2 separate regions of the Homo sapiens genome follow, and region 1 is linked to region 2. A link is a contact called in ENCODE POLR2A ChIA-PET data. All regions are on one chromosome and are shown on one strand. The core of a region is the stretch at or near the end of the contact, and the rest is flanking DNA. Distances in the headings are between cores, read along the strand shown.

What was found. ChIA-PET counts read pairs that join two places held with the same protein, here RNA polymerase II (POLR2A).
Region 1: POLR2A ChIA-PET joins it to region 2 with 13 read pairs in activated CD4-positive, alpha-beta T cell. The contact joins two enhancer-like sites. POLR2A ChIA-PET finds 5 or more read pairs at or near these places in 3 of 52 experiments (WTC11, activated CD4-positive, alpha-beta T cell and activated T-cell).

The regions. Positions count from the first base shown.
Region 1 is chr6:161,411,791-161,414,720 of GRCh38, forward strand. The region is part of intron 9 of PRKN (parkin RBR E3 ubiquitin protein ligase); the gene reads right to left. Among named protein-coding and RNA genes, the nearest start is that of AGPAT4, 140 kb to the left of the region's middle. Within about 2 kb of position 1,646, at least 3 of the 41 ENCODE cell types and tissues checked have a DNase peak (open chromatin) inside an H3K27ac peak, as active enhancers do.
Region 2 is chr6:161,374,298-161,376,997 of GRCh38, forward strand. All of the region lies in intron 10 of PRKN (parkin RBR E3 ubiquitin protein ligase), which reads right to left. Among named protein-coding and RNA genes, the nearest start is that of AGPAT4, 100 kb to the left of the region's middle. RefSeq lists an enhancer at 880-1,420. Within about 2 kb of position 1,339, at least 11 of the 41 ENCODE cell types and tissues checked have a DNase peak (open chromatin) inside an H3K27ac peak, as active enhancers do.

The DNA of each region.
Region 1 (2,930 bases), core at 396-2,895, 38 kb after region 2:
CATTCCTCCCTCACTCATTCCTCCACTCATTCATTCCTCCACTCACTCATTCCTCCCTCATTCCTTCCTCACCCATTCCTTCTTCATTCATTCCTTCCTCATTCATTCCTCCACTCACTCATTCCTCCACTCACTCACTCCTCCCTCACTCATTCCTCCACTCATTCATTCCTTCCTCACCCATTCCTTCCTCATTCATTCCTTCCTCACTCATTCCTCCACTCATTCATTCACTCATTCATTCCTCCACTCACTCATTCCTTCCTCATTCATTCCTCCATTCACTCATTCCTTCCTCACTCATTCCTCCACTCACTCATTCCTCCACTCACTCATTCCTTCACTCACTCATTCCTTCCTCACTATTCTTCCACTCACTCATTCCTTCCTCACTCATTCCTCCACTCACTCTTTCCTTCCTCACTCATTCCTTCCTTCCTCACTCATTCCTCCACTCACTCATTCCTCCTCTCACTTATTCCTTCACTCACTCATTCCTCCACTCATTCCTCTGCTCACTCATTCGTCCACTCACTCATTCCTTCACTCACTCATTCCTTTGTCACTTATTCCTCCACTCACTCATTCCTCCACTCACTCACTCCTTTCTCACGCATTCCTCCACTCACTCATTCCTTCCTCACTCATTCCTCCACTCACTCACTCCTTTCTCACGCATTCCTCCACTCACTCATTCCTTCCTCACTCATTCCTCCACTCACTCATTCCTTCCTCACTCGTTCCTCCACTCACTCATTCCTTCCTCACTCATTCCTCCGCTCATTCATTCCTCCGCTCACTCAGTCCTTTCTAACTTATTCCTCCACTCACTCATTCCTCGGCTCACTCATTCCTCCACTCACTCATTCCTTCCTCACTCATTCCTCCGCTCACTCATTCCTTTACTAACTCATTCCTTCCTCACTCATTCCTCCATTCTATAATTCCTTCACTCACTCATTCCTTCCTCACTCATTCCTTCACTCACTCATTCCTTCCTCACTCATTCCTTCACTCACTCATTCCTTCACTCACTCCTTCCTCACTCATTCCTCCACTCACTCATTCTTTCCTCACTCATTCCTCCACTCACTCATTCCTTCACTCACTCATTCCTTCCTCACTCATTCAGTCAGCAAGAGCTTATTAAGCAGCAGCTATGCACGTGTCCCTGTGGCCTGTGCTGGAGAAGGAACAGTAATCAGAGACAGGCTCTGTCTGCTCTTGCCTGCCTTCCTGACTGCTGGACTAGAATCTCGCAGGGATTGAGCTTTATTCTGGCAGCAAATTCAGCTCCTTTGGAAATTATATTACCTTTTCTGAACACCTAAATAACACCAGGAGGTCAAGTACGTGGAAGTCTGAGGGGCGGAGGAATGTGCATTTAGGGTCGTGGGACCCCTTCCCATTTATTTGTGGAAACCCACTGTCTCCCGGACACTGGCCTCCAGGGCACGGTCTGGAGGGTCTGTAAGACTCCCCGTGACATTCCTGTTCCTTGTTCCACTGCCAGGGTCCTGTCCTCCCTCCGCTTTCCCTTCACTTCCTGAGTCTCTTTCCATTAGAAGAAGAATTCATATACACATACTGCAGCAAAGGGAATGACAGCTGCAGCAGGTCGCCAGTGCATCAACACAGAGTAACCGAATACATCAGAGAGGACATAGGGATCTGGCCAGCTGGGAATGGAAGCCAAGTGGGCATGCTGCAGTGAGAACTGGGGGAGAAGGCCGGAACCTGGCGGGCTCATGTGGGCACGCTGGCCATGGTGGGATGGCAGCGTGGGCCAGGAAAGCCTGGGAACTGGGGGTGTTGGCATGAGATGAAGCTCACAGAGGCATGGGCTGCACCGGGTCCCAGGGACACCTGAGCACGTCTCAGGGCGCCTTCTGTTCACAGCTTCCCACAGGAGTCCAGCTGAGAAGGAAGCCACATGGCCATTCCTGAGAACAAGGATAATGCCACACAAATGAGATGTTCCAGCTCCCTAGCTCTGAGGAAGCTCATTCAAAAATGCAATTTTTAATTAAAAGGGAAACTTCCTGAGAGGACAGGGAGCATTTACAGCATGAAGTCAGGCAGGGTGAGCCTCACCCAGCTGCTGTTCCTTTCTCTTTCCTGCCTTCTGAAGAGGAGACTGTGGAAAGGGAAGCGAGGCAGAGGTGGCAGAAAGAGATGATAACTCCAGGAAGGAAGGGGTGCCTGAGAGAAGCAGCCAGGCAGAGCGGTGGGACGTGAAACTCCTCGACAGCACTGTGTCCTGGGCCGAGGTGGGGAGGGTCAGTGAGGGCAGGGTACTGGTGTCATTTTAATTCAGACTTCTCTCTTTCTTTGCTGCAAATGGCTCTCTGGAGCACAAACTCTCAACAAGGTGGAAACTCGACACTATGCTCTCAATCTCCATGCACAATTTTGCAGAAGAGGCTCTTTCCAGCATTTTCTCCCCAGATGTCAGAGCCGTGCACCCTTCTCCGGAAGGCTGGAGGGTGTTCAGCGTTGTTTGTCACAGGCAGCGGCCAGTCTCTGTGTTCTCGGGCGCTCTGTGTCAGGTCCTGGTATTTATTCCCAGATTCTGTTTAGATGCACCCGAGGCCCCAGGCAAAGGTTTCTGCCTGAGACAGTCCTTGGCCTCCAGCCACGGCTTCCGTGCCATGTCCCAAATGCAAAGTGCCACTCTCAAATGTTCTCTGATCTCCTGTTCGAAGCAAATAACAGAGTGCTAAAATCTTATTTAGAGGAGTCGTGGTAGAATTATTTATTCACTTCTAGCCTTTTGGCTGAGACTGTTTTGAAAAATAGAAAATGGCAGGTAATTCAGGTGTCACCCTTCAATGGCATGTGTTCTTCTTGATGTTTCACAGCTACTGCACATCTGATGAAGAGGATTTTTTTTAACTGAGTAAGGTCATCTTTTCCTGATGAAGCCCCAA
Region 2 (2,700 bases), core at 89-2,588:
TATGTGGTGCGCGTGTGTTGTGTGTGTAACGCATGGTGTGCATGTTATGTATATGTGTGCGCCGTGTGTGTTGTGTATGTGTGGTGTATGTGGATGTGGTGTGTATGTTTATGTGTGTGTGGTGCATATGTGTGGTGTGTGTGATGGGTGTGTGGTGCATATGGGTGGTGTGTGTGATGGGTGTGTGGTGTGTGTGGTGTGTGTGATGTATGTGTGGTGTGTGTAATGGGTGTGTGGTGCATGTGTGTGGTGTGTGATGTGTGTGTGGTGTGTGTAATGGGTGTGTGGTGCATGTGTGTGGTGTGTGTATGTGTGTATGTGTGTGGCATGTGTGATGTATGTGTGGTGTGTGTGTATGTGTGATGTGTGTTATATATGTGTGGTGTGTATGTGTGATGTGTGCGTTATGTTTATGTGTGTGGCATGTGTGACATATGTGTGGTGTGTGTGTGTGTGTGGTGTGTAGCTGTGACAATAAGTTTCTATAAAAATATTTTCCACATTGCGAACTTGTTCTAGCTGCTTGTTTATGGAGTCTAGTACACAGGGTATACAGGGTATAGACTTGCAAAGTCGGTTCAGAATTTACATTCAGACCTTTTTTACCAACTCTGCTGGGATCCTGAAACCCCTCTGGAATCCAAAAGCCTTCAGGACAGCATCATTTTCAGAGGAGGGTCCCATGTGTCAGGCCAGGCAGGCATCTGGTGGAGGCTGCACTGTGGCCGTGCAGAGGAAGACTCAGGGGACCCGCAGGCTGTGACCCCTACAGGTGAGTGAGCTCAGGGGACCCGCAGGCCGTGACCCCCACAGGTGAGCGAGCTCAGGGGACCCGCAGGCCATGCCCCTCAAGGCAGAACTCCTGGGGGTGGAGGGAACCCCCCGGGGGTGCTGAGGCTCCTGCAGAGGGAGGACGCCCCTGGCCGGAAGCTGCACCCCAGGGAAGTGCGTTGCAGAGCCTTGGTGCTCTGCCGTGCTGGAGTGACAGTCCAGAAGAGAAGAAGGGTTTCTGCAGTGCAGGAGAGCGCTTGGAGAGCCCCAGCCCCAGGTCTGCATGGTCAGGATCGGCCTCCAGGGGCAGGCGTGTGGTGTCACTGTGTGTGTACCCACGCAAGCATGCCTTCACTTGTCTTTCAATCCCAGTCAATCTTATCTTTCCTTTCCTCTCTCCACAGTGCCTGACAGTTTTAGCATTCAGCCTTAAAAACCCAAACCCCCAAGTTTCACCATTTTGTAATACTTTGCAACTTACAAACGGCGAAACACACACTCATTTCATTATTTATAGCTTGGTAGATCTTACTGGCTCTGTGTGGCAGGCGACGAAAAGGCTGTGAGCCTTTGAGCAACTTGCCTGGAAGAGGAGGAAATGAAACCGGGCCTTTGACGACCTGCCAAGGGCCATTTCTGCTGCCCCAGAGCAAACCTTCGCACACAAGCTGAGTGCCTTGGAAACGCACTGCAGAGGGGCGGGTGCTGTCCTGGCACTGACTCAGCTTTTCACAGCGCAAGGCCGAGCCCGAACGACGCGCTGGCTTTAATGGAGATCTGTCGCAGCCGTTCCATCCCATCTGCACATCCACTTAGGCGGCGGGTCCAGGGTCATGGATTCAAGAGAAGTGGCATCAAACCTGCTTTACTTAAACCAACAAGCAGTTCAGAAAATACACTCCCAAATAACCGGGGATCTAGATCTCCGGGAATAATAAATTACACCCATCTCCCAATACTGGGACTGCATTTGTGTGTGAAGGCAGTCAATGGCTGAGAGACGGCTCTGCGGTGAGATGCTGGGGCAAAATAGATCAAAAAAGATCTCAGCTCCCTGGAGCCACTGCTGCTTCAGTGTCCTCCACTGAGGGAGGTGCACCTCCTAGCCTCTCCTGGACTGTAACTCTGAAGGGGTGGGTGTGGGTGTGGGGAGCATGGATAAGGGGCAGTTCGTTGGAGATTGTCAGTCTTGCATCTTGATCGCTGGCTCCAGCCTGGATTCTCCTCTGAGGTGGTCTAGGCATCCACTCCTTTCCCCACTGAACCCCTAGCTGAGATGTCCACAATGAATGTGTGTCTCCCCGAACAACCTGCTTTTGTTTCTGTCTCCTCTTCCAGCCAATGGCACCACCATCGTTCTAAGCTAGACATTCATGCATCAACATTAACCCGTCTCCTCTCATCCTGTCTTCTAATCCACTGCCAAGTTCTGCAGATCCGACCTCAAGCCCATCCCCTCCTCTGTATTCCCTGGCCGGATTCCTGGTGCCTGGTGTGTCTCTGGTTTGGCCCTTTTAGGGGGTGCTCTGCTCTGCTCCCAGTCCCACCACCTTGGGACTGAGGTCACACCGTCACATCACGGCGATAGGGCAGCTCACGCCCAGTGGTGGAGGGTGGATGCGAAGGGCTCACCTCTAGCCTCCTACCTCTGGCTCCCCTCAGTCTTCTGTGGCAACCGCACTGCAGTGGGACTCCACCTCTGCCCAACCCTGCTTCCTTCTCTTCCTGAAGGTGCTGTTGAGAGCACCCCAAGACACTCCCTGCCTGCAAGTCTCAGAGCCTGTTCTCCTGGGAACCTATAACCTGTGGCACTTGGTGCCTGGATAGTCCTAGGAAGCAAACTCTAAAATGGAGTTAGAGCTGGAATCCCTCCCGCCAGTGGCCAAAGAGGAGCCTGTCACTGTTGGAAGAAAGTGCTGGAAGCTCTGA